Linked DNA regions of Homo sapiens: region 1 is linked to region 2. The links are chromatin loops, found by intact Hi-C in ENCODE. Cell type or tissue: MCF 10A. All regions are shown on one strand. Each heading gives the region's core, and the rest is flanking DNA. Links, peaks and the distances in the headings are about the cores only.

Region 1 (8,156 bases), core at 1,517-6,516, 620 kb before region 2:
TTAGATAAAGAGTAAGGAAATATGAATAAAGTATGCACTTTAATTAATAATAATGTAGTAATATTGGCTCATTAATTATGACAAATGTACTATGCTAGTGTAAGATGGAAATAATAGGAGAAACTGGGAAAGTGACACATGGAAATTCTCTGCACAGTCATTACAATATTTTTATACATTTAAAACTATTCTAAAACAAAATATGTATTGTTAAAAAATGCAAAAGTATTAGCTTGGGAACTTGAAGTTTAGTTTTGGCTTTGTAGTTAATCACCCTTAATGGCTTTGAACAAGTCACTCAAATTAATTCTCCTTATCTATTCCAAAGAAAAATAGTGCAATATTATATCTAAGTTCCCTTTTATTTCTTAGAGGTGGGAACAAAAAGTCAAAATTCAAAGAAATTAATTTGAAAAGAAAATAATTTTGCCCTCTTTGGTGACGGTGTCATCTGACCCCTTCCTCTGAAACTATAGTGACATGTGAATCTCATGTGAATCAACATGGTACAGTAGAATGGGATTAGCAGTAAGAATTGGGAGATGGTGGTGACATTGTGAGGTAGTATTTTAGTCTGTTTGGGTTCTATAAAAGAATACCATAAACTGGATAGCTTATAAACAACAGGAATTTTTCATTGTCCTAAAAGCTGGAAAGTTCAAGATCAAGATGCCAACAGATTCATTGTGGGATGAGGGCCTACTTTCAAGTTCACAGAGGATGCCTTCTCACTGTGTGGTCACAGTAAGAAGCTCTATCTAGGGTGAAGAAGCTCTATCTGGTTTCTTTTATAAGGGCACTAATCCCACTCATGCAGGTTTCATGCTTATGATCTAATCACCTCCCAAAGGCCCCACCTCCTAATACCACCACCTTGAGGGTTGGGATTTCAACATGTGAAATTCTGGGGGACACAAACATGCAGACCATAGCAGGTAAGTTTTTAATTCCTGTTTTATAGAAAAAGGAAAAGTAGTGTCAGAGAGGCTAAGCAACTTGCCAAGATGCTGCAGTTACTAAGGCATGAAGACATGTTCCAAACTCAGATATGTCCAAAAGTAAAATCCCTCATATAATGACTACTAATTTCATATTTGCCATTCACTAACTTTGTGCCTTGGGAAAGCATGTAATCTCCCCGGGCTCAATTTCCTCATGAAATGAGGAATTTGGACTAGATGATTTCTAATATCCCTTCCAGTTCCAGTATTTTTATCTTTATTCTGAGAAATTAACATTGAATTTCTTAGTATAGACTGTAAAGGTTCACCACTTTGGAGCACTGACTAGTGGAACTCACTAAGATAATTAATCAAATGGGGGAGAAAATGATTAATTATATAAATATGAGCAATTGCTTAATACTCCAACACAAAATTATGATAGACCCCAGGAAGCCTAATGAGGATTCTATAACCTTGCTGCTGAACCAAAAACTAAAGAATCTTTGGTTCAAGCTCCTCCTGACTTACTCCCCAGCTGTAGGTAGGGAAGCTGATAAAGAGAAAGAGAGAGAACAATGTGCATTTTTCTGTTATATGCAGGGAGTCTACCTACTGAAAGGGGGCCCAGTGGACATGGAACTCTAAGATAAGGCATTCTTCCTGGGCAGCAGTGAGTATAGGTGAGTGTGCAGAGAATAAAAATAACCCATCCCAAACTCTTCCCTGCCTTGAAAGAGAAGATAGAAATCCTCTCCTCTATCAGCAGAGGCAGAAATACAAGGCGATCATAAATATTTTCCCAGTTTGTTGACTCTGCCTAATATAGTTTGGATATTTGTTCTTGCCCAAATCTCACGCTGAATTGTAATTTCCAATATTAGAGACAGGGCCTGGTGGAAGGTGATTGGATCATGGGGGTGGATCTCTCATGAATGATGGTGTATTAGTCTGTTCCCACACTGCTATAATGAACTCCCTGAGACTGGGTGATTTATGAAAAAAAAGAGGTTTAATTGACTCCACAGGCTGTATAGGAAGCATGGCTGGGATGTCTCAGGAAACTTACAATCATGGGGGAAGGCAAAAGGGAAGCAAGCTCATTTTCTCATGGTGGCAGGAGAGAGAGAGTGAAAGGGGAAGTGCTACACACTTTTAAACAGCCTGATATCGTGAGAACTCACTCACTATCATGAGAACAGCAAGTGGAAAATCTGCCCGTGTGATCCAGTCACCTCCTACTCGGTCCCTCCCCCAGCAATAGGAATTAAAATTTGACCCAAGATTTGGGTGGGGACACAGAACCAAACCATATCAAATGGTTTAGCACCATCCTCTTTTTGCTTTTTTGCCATAGTGAGTTCTTGTGAGATCCGGTCTTTTAAAAGTGTGTGGCACCTCCCCTCCCCACAACTGTCTCTCTTTTTCTTGCCCCTGCTTTTGCCATGTGAAATGTCTGCTCCTGCTTTGCCTTCTGCCATGAGTAAAAGCCCCCTGAGGCCTCCCCAGAAGCAGATGCTGCTATGCTTCTTGTACAGCCTTCAGTACTGTAAGCCAACTAAACCTCTCTTTTTATAAATTGCCCACTTTCAGGTATTTCTTTATAGCAATGCAAGAACAGTTTGATACACTGCCTAAATCCCTTTTTCCCCTAGTCAAGCTCAAAATAAACTATGTCCTGTTAAAAAGAAGGTTAGCAGTTTATGAGGTAACTCCTGGCCCATATACATGAGACTGTTCACTTCTACAAGCTCTGCTCTTTCTATGTTCTAAGACAATGAGATGAGCAATTCAGCTGTTGTCTCAAAGCCTCTGAAATGGATCAGAGAAAGAATTCTTAGTTAACCTTAGATAGCTCTCTTATGTATAGTCAACAGTTTCTTTTCATGGGGACAGGTGAAATTATGAGAAGCTTCCTATTAGCACACATGCATGCATACACACACACAACCCTCTCCAGCTCCCAAATTATCTGTCCCTTTCCCTTGGTATTAAAATTTCTTGAAAAAGTAGTCTAAATTCATTGTCTAATTATGTCACCTCTCACCTCTCAACTGACTCCTTTCTGGCTTCTTAAATTAAAACCTCTCTATCTAATCACCATCGACTTCCATATCACTAAATCCAAAGGGCAGTTTTCAATCCTCATCTCACACAATCCATCAGAAACATTTGAAATTGGAGTCAACTTTTTATCAGAAACATCCTCTTTACTTGAAACACCTTCATACCATCAAAACCAAGCATTAAGAGGTTAGGGGCCCATATTCCTTTGGTTTTTCTCTTCCCTCTCTGGCCCCTCCTTCTCAGCCACCTTGAAAGAACATTCATCCTTACCCATCTAGACATTAAATGTTCAAGTTCCATGAGCCTCTGTTCTATGCTCCCTTCTTTCACTATATAATTTTTCCTTATTCAGTATCATTCATAGCCATGGCTTGATTTCTGACTTATGAATAATACAACCAAATGTTGCAAATTTATTTCTCAAGCAGAAACCTCTCATCTGAGCTGCTGGCTCATATATTGTGATTGCTTGGCATATCTACTTAGACATCTCAAAAGTTCCTCAAACTCAGATTGAATTTATGATCCTCCCTCCAAGCTTCCTACAGTGTTCCCTGTCTCAGTGAATTACACCGGCGCTCATCCATTTAATTACTTAAGTCAGAAACCAAGTAGCAATCTTGGATACTTTCCATAGTCTAATATCTAGTGTATAATCAAGTCCTGTCCACTATTACTTCTTTATAATAAAATGTCTAAAATTCATCAATTTATCTTCATTTAATGCCCTAATTCAAGATTCTTTCATCTCTCATCTGTACTATTCCAATAGTTACTTTAAATTTATGCTTCAGCTTCTTAACTTCTTGCACCTTCAGCCTGTTGTGTTTTTGGAGCAAACTTTTCAGAAGCAAATCTGTTCCCATCACCTCATTGTTTAAAATTTTCCAGTGGCTTTGTAATGCTCTTAAGATAAAAACTAAAGTCTATAATATGGCCTCTGAGGTCCTACATGACTTTATCCATGCCTCTCTCTCCAGCTTCATCTCTTACCATCTCAACCTTATGTTTTGCATTCCACCTGCACTGGTTTAATTCATATTCTTAGCATATCAGGCCCTTTCTGTGGCAGTTTTTGTCTCAAAAGCTCTTCCTCTCTTTAACCCTACTAAAATTCTACTCTTCCTGTAGATTGCAGTTCATAGCATTTTCACAGGAGAGCCTTCCCCGATGCAGGTTCTTTTGGTAAAAGCTCTCACATTACAAATGTTTCTTCCCTTTAGAACTCCTGTTTCTATTGAAAAGCATACATTCATTGGGTGATTATTCAGCTATTGTCAGTCTCCCCAAGCACTGTGTTTCTGCTCATCATTATTCTCCAGAATTTAGAAGAATTCCTGGCACCTTGAATGTGTTCAATAAATGCTTGCTGAATGTGTGAATGAATGAAGAGGAGTCCCATTCAGATGCCTGGTTCCTCTGGCATTTACAGTATGTATTAGATAGGTGGCAGTAGAATAATAGATGCCACTCCTTCAGCATCTCTAGAGGTGAACTAATTCTACTCTGTCATTGTCCACTTTTGATTTTTCAAAGTTCCAAAGTAGTAATGGAACACATATAGCAGCAAACCCATAGCTACACAATTTAAAGCCAATGTGATTCTTGCAGCAAGAGCATTTTCCAAACAAAATCAAGAGCAAAAAGAAAAAAGTAATAGAAAAAAAATCTTTCAGCCGTATTGGGATCAATAAGTCAGTTGGTTTTAGTCTTCTGGGAGTTGATGACCTGAAAATTCAACTTCATTTGGGAGAAGTGCCCACCAATAAGTTAAGTGTGACCCTATTCATTTCATATGCATGAAGACAAGCTTCCTTGTGCTTTTGGCATCTTTGATCAAAAAGAGGACTTTGAGACAACCTCTCTTCCTACAAAATGGTGATATCCTCCACATTCAAGTCCCAAGGCACTCTATTTCCTCTGAGTACTAATTTACATATTTAAAGCCGCTCAATTTTTATTTTCCTTTAGTGTTCCAAAAAAATCAATGTTGACTCAAGTAGAGTTTCTGTTTAGTGACCACAAGTACCAATTCCTGTGACCATGGTATACCAGGTACCAGGTCTCTGGGCATTGTCAAAGAAAGGTCTGGCTTCTCCACATACACTGATATTTCCTCTGTGTTCTTCATCCTCTGCAGGGTCTTACACTTCTTTTCTCTGTGCTTTAGTTGGCTGCTTCCACAGCCTTATGCTCTGGAATACCTTTGCCCCAAGAATCCTAGTCTCTAAGAAATGTTCCATAGGGTGCCTCAGTTTTTGCATATCAGATTCTCACACTTCCTGAATTGGCTTCTCACAATTTTTGCCTATCAGATTCTCATACTTCCTGAATTTGGCTTCCTGAATTGTTCCTAGAGATAGCACTATTAGTAATTCTGAACACTGTGTCCTTAGGTATCCATTGCGGGGTAATATGCCCTTTGCCATGTTGTTTTTTTCCAAAATTTTGCTTTTCATCCCCTTTTAAGTTGTTGGGAAACTTGTTCTCTTTCATTGTCAGCAGAAACATCTTGCTTTCTTTGCTTTGCAGGGTTCTATTTCCCTCCATTCAGGTGGGCCCTGCAGAGGCTTAAGAAATTTAAACCATTTCTTAAGACAGTTCTGTTTCTTCACTACCACATATAGGGCAAAAGGTATTTATGTATCAGGATACCTTCCTTTTCTTTAGGTTCCAGCCACTGGTTTTCTCATATGCTTCTCCAGATTTGGTCTGATGAGATCTGTGGTGAGAAATAGGAAGTTAAAAAGGTTGTCTCAAATGCTTCTTTTAAAATATAAACTAGTCTTTATGTCATGAATAACCTTACCCCAGTTCGAGAATACACAATGGAGTGGGGCATTGAGTACCCCAGGAGCCTATGGATAACAGGTTGTGGGATAAGAGTCACCAAATTCCACCTTTATATGAAATACTTGATAGTGACCACTCAAAGTTCCCAAATCTCAAACATGGGTGGCCTGAACTTCTTGTGGAATTAAGCATCCCCTAGCCCCTTCAAGCATTCAAATTTTCCTAATCTAGTGGCAGCTTGTAATATCAGTTGTGATGACAATACGAACCCCTTCAGCCCACAGGAGTCAAAGCCAGCAGTTGAAGCCACTGTATAAAGCTTGGTACTGAGTCTGTGGTGCTACAGGTGTTTATATTAAATGAAAGAGCTTTGATCTCTCTATTGGATATTCTGGCCCCAAAATGCTAGTGCCTGCACCTATACCCAATGAACTCCCTGGCAAGTCAGTGGGTTGAGATAGAAGGTGCAACTAACCTTCTCATCCTTTCTAGGATTTTGACAGATGGAGGATATACACAGAAATCACAGGAAAAAAGGAAATGAGTGCAGATCTTATCAGTTTTTGTGTGACTCCAGTTACTACCAAAAAGACTAGAAAACTGTTTTAGCCAAGACATCAATCAGATACTCAGATTAGCTGCCCCTTCTCCTTGGAAATGAGGAAATAAACAAACACCAACCAAATAAGAAGAGTTTGCCATTGCAAGGGAGTCAGCCACCACCACTTCAACTTTTGCAGAGATTCAAAGGCATGCAGAGGAGTGGGAAAGCCTTATAGTGGAAAAAGGGGAATATTTAGGTATGCCTTGTTTGGAGGCTGTTGGTATGGGGAAGCTGTAGGCATGGACAGCTAGAAATAAGGCATCCTCTGTGATGGGTGGGGGTGCATATTTAGCTTTCATTAAAGTTTTAAAATTGGAATCAGGCACAAAATGAGGGAATATGTCAATTATTAATCAAATCATGGCCATTTTGGGCCAATTATTATAGAGGTTATTATTTGGCTTCCTGAAGTGTTCCTAGAGATAGCAGTCTGACTCCTTCAAGTCTGACTGGTTTCTTGGTTTGTCATTATAGAGAAAGGGGTTGGTTTCCTGGACAGGTTGCTGCAAGTTGTGAATCAGAGTTCTATTTTTACATATAGACTGGGCATTGCTGGTTTGTATATTCAGACTCCCAGAAGTAGGGAAAGGCCAGGAAGAAGGGGGTAAATGCCCTTTCTCTACTGCTATCTCATACTCCCAGAGAAGGTGCAGGTTTTAAGGGCAGAAGCATAAATGTCAGGAAACGGTCATAGGTAGCCCTCCTTTGCCCATCACTTGAAAATTATTAAAAATTCTCATTGAGGACTTGTCCCCTAAGTAATCAAGAAAAATAACATACAAAAATGAAGAACCATAAACTGAATTCAAATTAAAGTGTGCCCATAGCACAGAGATTTCTATGCAAAATAACTTTCCCTATAAACATACTAATGACATGTTATTTTGTATCAACCAGTATCACCATGTATCAACCTGTATCCCCATGTATCAACCTGGTGATTGGATGGAAGGTGCAGTACGTACACAGGTGTGCTTGACAAAGAGTGGGAAGGAGAGACCAAAATCTAGAGAGAGCCTGAGAGATCTGACTTGCTCCATCAGAGCTGTGCATGCTTCAGAAAGATTTGGGAAGTGCTCCTGTTAATTTTGCCTTTGAAATAGACTACTTTGGTTGAGATGCAAATATAAGGGCTGTTCCAGTGATACAGAAGTGAAACTCCTTAGCCTTGCTAGTTGATTTGTGTTTCTGATCATTCTGTTGATGGGCTGGCTTTAGCAGAGTGTGCCCTGGTTGATATTTATCGTGATTGATTTTACAGTCTGACCTTGGTCTCAGCAGACACATGGCAGTGAAAATGAAAGGTATTTAGGAGACCAGCCAAAATATCTACATTGAGGTTATGAAAAATGGAACCCTAAATGCCTGATATCCACTCTAATTTGCCTGGTTTACCTGGTGTTAATTGCTTCCTGGCCTTACTTCTCAGAATGGACCTTTACATTTCATATCCTTTTCACTTGGAAGTCTATTGTTTTAATTCTTTCCACAGTATGGAAGTGGATGCATTTTCATTTTCTTTTTTTGGCTTCACTAAAGACAGTTCAATTAACCTCTGAACAGTAGGTTTGACAATCCTGACTTTGCATCTAACATTTTCTTGAATTTCTGCTTCTACTGGGCTCTTGGTGGTAAGATCAGGAAATTATCATGAACAATTTATTTGTTTCCTAAATCAAATCAAGCAATGACAGCATGAGCAAAAGTGTTTGTTTTTGTCTTTAAACTATTTTTTAAAGGAACTGATTGTT
Region 2 (8,156 bases), core at 1,259-6,258:
GTACAATCCTTTGTATTAGCACACGGATGCATGGTATGACACAACACCTAACAAGAATGAGTACACCTATTACGATTGCAAGAGAAATAAGAATTGAGGCTATGATTCCTTTTCATTTACCAAACCACTTTCCTAGCCATCCTGGAATAGGGTCATTGATTCCAGAATTTTTAGCTAATTAATTGGATAAAGCGATAAGTCCTTGTAAAGCCTTTGTTATGCTCCCTTCGCACACAGTGTTGTTTGGGATGAAGGTACAACATTGGGTTTTAATCACCACACAAACTCCACCTTTTTCGGCTAACGACATGTCCAGAACTATTCTGTTTTCCCAAGCCATTTGGCTAGGAGGCCCTAATTGGTCAGCTACTACTTTGATAGCATCCCTAGCATAATTAATAAACCACTGCTGATTATAATAGATGTAATTTATCCAAGCTACATTTTTAGTAATAGTTACCCATGGAAATACGGATTCAAATCCTGCAGCTATTTGGTCACGGGCTTTGAACATGTCAGGCACTCCTTGTGAGACTCCAATGGCATCTATGTACATTTGAGAGTCAAAAGACCCATAAAGGGCTTCTCTTATTTTTCAGTGTTGTGGTTTTTCTTTTTCTGGTTGATGAACTGCCAGGGTGAAAGGGACAGCCAACTGGACAAGAGCACAAGTGCCACTCCGGTTACTTGGCAGAGTGTCTAATAAGGGTCCACTGTAATACCTCCATCCATCCGTTCGAGGATGACTAAGGGCAGACTGATGGGTAAGCTCTTGGAAGGGCTTAAGCTCACTGCATCCCGTTAAGCTTCCAAGGAACACCAAATTCTCCCCCTGTCCTGAGAGACATGAGGTGAAATTGACGTTGGGAGATAGAAGCTGAGTGGTGCTCAGAGGCTGACCCGCAGGGTGTTGGACTTTGGGATACAGCAGAGAGACAGCTTGGCATGATTTGTTGCCTCAGGCTGTGGAATCCTGGAAAAGAGCTACCATACAGCCCATGCCTGTTTATTGAAGGACCATCCTAGTGGAAAGGGGACAATCTGGGCCTCTGGTCTGCCATGTGCACAAGCATAACAATTTCTTTTGTTTAACGTGCGGACTGAATATTGAATCCATTCCAACCGGGCATTAACATCTTGATATCCTGTTTCAATTGCTAGGGTTTGTCTTCAATCTTTTACTTCTACAATATTTATGTTGGCATTGTTGTTAGGTAGGGTAGAAGGTTCTGATGGAGAAGGAGAAGGGGGATCAATAAAGCGTATTTTAAAGAAGACTGTAGGGTCATATCCATTGGCCTCTGCTCCTGAGCCGTAAAAGCATTCTAAAGGGGGTGCAGGGTTGGTGGAGGTTAAGGGTGTTAATAGAGATAGTTACCGGGTTACAATAGTCAAGTTGACAATTAGAGGAGTTGGTTCTTTTGGTGAGGCAGAGGTAAGATTTTAGGTCAGTACAGCCTTCTGGGGAGGTCCCAACGTGTTCTCTGGTAGTTAGGATGACATCTGCCCATTGAGAACATATCTCTCAACTTGGGGTGCCCTGGTACCCCCACCATGAGCAAGGTGTGGGGTCAGCAGCTTCTCTGAAGGGGCAGAGGTATTTTTCTAAGGTAGTGACATACCTTTGCCAGTATTCATCCTTCTCACAAGGTATAACAAGGCAAGCATCAAAGTTAATGATTTGGGGTGAGTCTAAATTAGTTACATTGATAACAAGGTCAGCAATAGAATGAGGAAAGAAGAAAGGGTAATAGAATAGATAAAAGAGGTTAGACTTTTCTTAACCTTAGTTTGAGGGGGATTTTCCCTTGGATAATGGTCCACAACTTGAGGAATGGTGTTGCTTTCTTGACTCGGGTGTGATGGCTCCATCTTTTCTTGCTGCCTGGACTGCGGTTTCAGTGGTGGGAAGTACTAGGCCGGCTCCTCAGGCTGGTGTTGATGTACTGGGAACTCTAGGGGCAGCGCCTGTACTGGAAAATTTTGAGTTCTGAGGGAAGAGAAAGTGGAAGATAAACCAAGTATGTAGGAATGTTGGCAGTGGATTGTTTTGAGAGGTAGTTTGGAATAGGAAGATAGAAGACATTTGATCTCTGGCAACCAAGTCTCTAGACTTATTTGGCTGAGGGTATAAATTCCTATACACTCATAAACTTTGAGTGTGCTATACATGGCTTGGGGTCTTTAATGGGTCCTCTAATGTAGGTGGGATAGGACTTCCTTCATAAGAGGTTTGAATAACATTTCTCTGAGTTCTCTTTAGCGCCTACAGGAGAAATGGCAGCCAGTCCGGCTTTTCTGATTTGCTAGGTTATTTTCTTGACTCTTGAAAGACAGGCTTTTTGGTACCTGGAGACACAGACAATAGCTATTTTCTTTTCTGGTAACTGAAGGTTATTTAAGACTTACGTGATTAACTCCTCATAAACAAGGCTTTGACTTTTACTATTAATTCAGTCTGAAATTTTCTAAATATATGAATTACCACAGAGGCGTATTTAGAATTAGTATAGATGGTTCTTTCTGGGTCCTGCAGGTACTTTAAAGTTTGACTAAGTGCAGACAGCTTATAAATTTGAATAGACTAATTATTAAACACTTTGATTTTATTTCTCTAGGAACTTTTTTTTATTAATTACTGAACACTTATTGTGTTCTTTTTCCCTTAATCACTTTTGAAGGGGGTTTTTCTTAAGTTTGGCCAGATGTTTGTATGGTACTCACTTAAATCTAAACATGTGTGCTTTCTTTTTAGATTTGGATCTCTTGTTAAGAAATGTGATAGGTTAAGTTCTTAGTAGTTAATGTTAAACCATCCTTTTTAACAGAATAGCTTCATACTTATACATTTGTAATTTTTTTCTGGTGGCACATTTTAATATAAGTGACTTTAAAGAATCAAAGTTCTTTTCTGGTGGATACTTCCACCTTTAACACTGGACTGACCACAATAAATGCTAGTAGATATACCAGCTGAAAGATAGTTCTACTTCTTGCTCAGGAAACTTAGCTGCAGAGATGCCTAGCTGCTTGGAGCCTCAGCTGAAGCCCCGTATTACTTGGCGCTGGCAAAAGTAAGGCAGATGACCTATAATGTAGTCTGCTCGGGGCACAGGCTGTGGCCCAGGCTGTGTGTCCTGTAGAGCCACCGTCAATATGGTGCTGGGACCCTGGACCAGCTGGTGGGGCAGGAGCATGGACTTTGGCTGCCGTGGAGGTGCACTATGGGCCGTACAACTCTGACAACATGTTGCGGCGGATCCTTGATGACAAAAGCCACCTGGCAACTTAGGAGCTTGGAGTCCTTTTGAGGAGGGGGACTTAGGCTGGGGAAGAACAGACTTATGGAGTGATACCTGAGGGGAAGGGGGGGGTGTATTAGGTGGGGGATGGTCTAGGGGATCCTGTGTGCTGTTCTTTTTGCTAGGATCCCCTAAGACCCTTCCTTCACTGTCTTTTTCATTCAAGATGATTCTGTCCTTAATGGGGCGCATGTACAACTAATTTTCCTCCAAAGATTAGTTTTTGACTTGCTCCTTTCAATCCTTGGAGGAGGGGAAAGGACAAGGCCTTGCCACCAACATAGGGCATAATCTATTTCCTCTTGGGAGGCAGGTCTTCTACTAGCAACATTTTCTATTAGAAGTTCACAAATCCATTCCTCATTCAACCCAAATTCTGGCCAGAAAACTAAGGGTTCAAGGATTGATCCTTGAGTCCAATTGGAACAGCAGTATTTTATCATTTGTTGCTCTTCTTATGTTTAATATTTTAATTATCTTTCTAATGTTTTAACACGAGACCTAGGGGACTATCAGGAGGTATCTTTGTTGCTAACTTTATCTTTTTTGCTTGTAATATTTCCCATCCAGGGCCCTGCCTAGGCTCAGTTCCTCGTATTAGGAATCTCTTGCCTAGTGGGAGCTTGCTGTGGCTCAACCCCTCATGTTAGGGATCTCTGGCCTATTTGGGGGGTTCCTTGTTGCTTAACCCTTCATATTTGGTGGTCTCTTGCCTATCCTCCACTGGAAGCTTTGCTAAGGCTCAATTCGTCTATCCTTTAGCTCCACCTGCTGGAGTCTTCTTGCATCCTTCTTTTGCTTTGTCTGCTCTGACTGCTTTCCTCGCGGGAATATTGCAGGTCCCTCTTAGCATTGATGGCAGGTCAGAATAAACCCCTGAAGGGACCCCCTGAAGGGCCACCCTAAGCCTTATGAAGTGACCTCGGAACCGCAGATTAGACTCACTCACTCCGTACAGCAGTAGTGCTTGTTATCATTCATGCACTCAGCCTCCGGAATGCCCCAACCCCCACCCCTAACCACCAAGGAAGTGCTTTGTTGCCCCTGTGACGTTTCCTACATTCTGTCTGAGCACAGAGTTTACCTGGTTGCTGTGGTATTGCAACCCTCTCCTCCCCGCATCGCTGAGAGTCCGGGTTCATTTGTCTCAACGGGGGGGTCTCAATCTCTTGTACCTGAGGCCACTGCAACGGGGCAGTGGGACGCCATCTCCTCTGGGTAGGGTGATGGAAGACCCCTTTCAGAAAGAGAATGGGGATCTCGGACGAGCCCCCAGAATTGTTGGATATAAAATGCTTTAGGAATAAATGCTTGATGCCGTGAAGTGAAACCAGCACTCAGCAAGGCAATTTACTTCTGCAGAAGGGTGCTACCTGCATCAATCAAGATCTCACGAGCACACTGAACAAAGACGACCAGGGGCTTTTTTTATTCTTAACATAGTCCCTACCTCTGTGTCACTCCCCCATCAGCTGGGTCGGACCACACAATCTGAGCTGACCCGATTGGCAACTTGTACATATTTTTCTAAATATAGAAGGGGACGGGGATGTGAGGTACAGAGGTGGACCGTGTGAGATGTGCAGTTTCAGGGGAACAATGACTACAGGTAACCAAGGGAACAGATGTGAGTTATTGATTAGAGCTGACAGGAAAGGGGTAGGCTGTTTGACAGTAACTAGGGGCAAGGAGGAACAGGAAAGTTGAGTTTGAGAACAAAAGACAAGGAAGTTAGCAGGCTAAATCCCTGAAGAGAAACTCAGAGAAATTCACTGTGTCTTACATATGTAAACCCATCTTCAGCAGCTTCATGCGTTATGTAGTTTTTAGCAGATATGCCCTCTTAGAATAACTACTCGCTTTGGAAGTAGACACTTGTGCTTTCTCAGCAGATTTTGTCATCTACCTTTCATGGGGTCATGAATATTACTATGGCCCCATCACGGATGGTATATATTGGCAAAAAATATATATTTTGCAAGTTACACTCTTACCACTTTACTTTTTCAACATAAGTTCAAGTCTTACTTTTTAAGTAAACGTGCACTTTCACCTTTTGAGCTCATTGCTGCTATAGGGTTTATTGTAAAATTTTAAAAGTATAACCTAACATTAGAAAAGTAAATAGCTATAGCTCCTACTGTAAAACAGTCATCCACTATAATAAGAGCCCTCTGACTATCTCTATAGGCAGGACTGCTTGGCCTCTGTTTCCTATCTCACATGTTTCTTTTTGACCTTATCAGGTGGTAGCCTCAAGCCCTTGGCTATTTCACAGGACATGAACAAGTGACTGACAGGAGCAACAGCAACGAATATGTCTCACTACCACTGAAGCCAGTTAGCTGGTCCTGGTCACTTGTGTCTTTACACAGTTTATTAGAAGCCCACTCCATGCTGTCTAGAAAGGGAATATTACATATATTCTAGAATCAGCTGGGAAAGGAGGATTGGGTTATCTATTACTGCTCAACTTTCAGATGTAACTACCCGTTTATGTGTGAACTTACACCTATATTTATGCACTACAGATGTCACAACAGAAGATAGAAGTACAAAATGGGGGGTCTTCCTATTCCTGCTCATTTTCATGCAACTATGAATGATGATAGTACATTGTTTAAAAAGTTACTGGCCTGGCATGGTGGCTCACGCCTGTAATCCCAGCACTTTGGGAGGCCCAGGTGGGTAGATCATGAGGTCAGGAGTTTGAGACCAGCCTGGCCAACATAGTGAAACCCCATCTCTACTAAAAGTACAAATAATTAGCCAGGTATTGTGGCGCATGCCTGTAATCCCAGTTACTTGGGAGGCTGAGGTGGGAGAATTGCTTGAACCTGGGAGGCAGAGGTTGCAGTGAGCCAAGATGATGCCACTGCACTCCAGCCCAGGCGACAGTGTGAGACTCTGTCTCAAAAAAAAAAAAAAAAGTTCCCAACAGAGGTAATGCTAAACCAATAGATCAATAGATGTAACAGGAGCTGTCCTGGGCAAGCTGGGATGTGTGGTTTCCATACTTGCAAGTCACTTTGCCAACTCTATCCACTCTGCTTGAACTCTAAATATTGGAGTGCTCTGCTGGGTACTGGGACCCCTTGACTTCTCCCTGGTTGCTCTCACTTTGACTGATACTGAAACTCTCAAATCTGTATCTCTACTCCCTAAAAATTAAGACTTAAATACCCTACAACCTACTTATATCTCTGCTTAGATATCTAGTGAAATCATCTTACACAGCTCTATGTGTCTCTGAGTAATGAAACACTCAAAACTTAGTGGTGTAAAACCATAACGATTTCATTATGTCCAAGGATTCAGTGGGTAAGAAATTTGGACAGGTCAGAGCAAGATTTGTTTATTTCTGTTCTGTGATGTCTGGGGCCTCGGCTGGAAAAACTCAAACAGCCAGGGTGACTTGAATGGCTGGGGACTAGACTTATCTGGAGGTTTCACTCTCATGTTTGGCGTCTGGGCTGGGATGTCTAAAAAGCTGGGCTCAGCTAAAACTGTCAACCAGACCACCTATATGGGGCTTCTTCATGCGGCTTGGGCTTCTTTTTGTGGCAACTGGGCTCTAAGAGAGGCCCAAGAGGGACCATCCTGAGAGCAAGTGTTTCTCTGCAAAGCTTCCTCTGACCTATCCTTGAAAGTTAGGCAGCATCACTGCCACAGCCTTCTACTGGATATAAGCAAGTCTCTAAGGCCAATGCAGATTTATAGGAAAGGGATGCGACTACACCTCTTGATGGGTGAACAGCAAGGTCACATTGCAGAGGAGCATTCTGGCCACTTTGGAATATACAACCTGCCATACACCCCTAATATGGCTAAAACAGAACTCTATTTCTAATTCACTCATTTCCTTGAATAAATAAAACCACATCTGCCCAATTGCTACAAACTCCAAACCTAGGAATTATTCTTGCTTCCTCTCTTTCTTGCACGCCCCACATTTAATGCACCATCACCACATCATCTCAACTCTACTTCCAATGCATCTCTCAAATACGTTCACTTCTCTGCATCCCTGCCACCACCACCCTGTGGCAAGCCACCACCGTTTCTCACCTAAACCACTGCAATAGCCCAGGAACTGATCTCCTTGTTTCTATTCTTGTTCCCTATAATCTATGTGCTACACAATAGAGAGATTAATACATTTAAAATGTAAATTAGATCATACCACTCCCCTGCATAAAACCTTACTCAGAAGTTAGAATAAAACCCAGATAAATGTCTTCCCCTGGCTTTGACAGTCTTACATGATCTGGCCTCAGGTCTTGACTCCAGCTTCATCTGGTCACCATTTGACCTATCATCTACTCAGTCTCACTCGTATTCACTTTCTTTCCATTTCTCAAATACTCTCAAGGGCTTTATCTCCGCTGTTTCATTTTCCTGGAATATTCGCTGCATTTTGCATGCTGGCCTATTGTCATTTAAGTCAGTTTAAATGTCACTTCCTTGTGGCATATCCAATCTCTTAATATAAAAGTAGCCTATCAGATCACTGCCCTATTCCCTAATTTATTTCACTAATTTAAAACACAATAAGATATAGCAATGTGACACGTAACTTTCTCGTCCATGATAATGAATAAAAAGGCTATAGTTGTATTTTTTACTATTCACATTTTCTTAATTATAGTTCTTTCCTTATTATCAGACACTCCTGTATTCCCCCTTAAAATGACAGCTTCCTAGGAACAGATGCCTTCTCTGCAGACCAGTTCCTGGAAAACCTGCTAACACATCATAGGAGTACAATATTTGCTAGATGATTTGTTGCCTGAAAGTGCTGGTTAACTTACCCATTGCACAGTAAGTGACAAATACATTTCTTTTATAATAATA

What was found. A loop is a pair of places that touch in the nucleus more often than their neighbours do. Peaks named below come from ENCODE experiments on the same cell type or tissue, not always from the same donor. Only the 100,000 strongest peaks of a DNase experiment are listed, where the experiment ranks them.
Region 1: a loop joins it to region 2, with 7 times the contacts of the local background. A loop is called at or near these places in 1 of 110 quality-filtered maps.

The regions. Positions count from the first base shown.
Region 1 is chr6:84,342,108-84,350,263 of GRCh38, forward strand. No RefSeq gene overlaps it. Among named protein-coding and RNA genes, the nearest start is that of CEP162, 120 kb to the left of the region's middle. In MCF 10A, for the core only: a CTCF peak has its summit at 4,470; no DNase peak of the experiment used is centred there.
Region 2 is chr6:84,963,514-84,971,669 of GRCh38, forward strand. It overlaps LOC105377881 (a long non-coding RNA gene), which reads right to left and starts at 4,291. Exons shown (of 3, transcript XR_942746.2): 1 at 4,252-4,291; 2 at 1,786-1,990. In MCF 10A, for the core only: a CTCF peak has its summit at 4,054 (motif pointing left); a DNase peak (open chromatin) is centred at 4,078.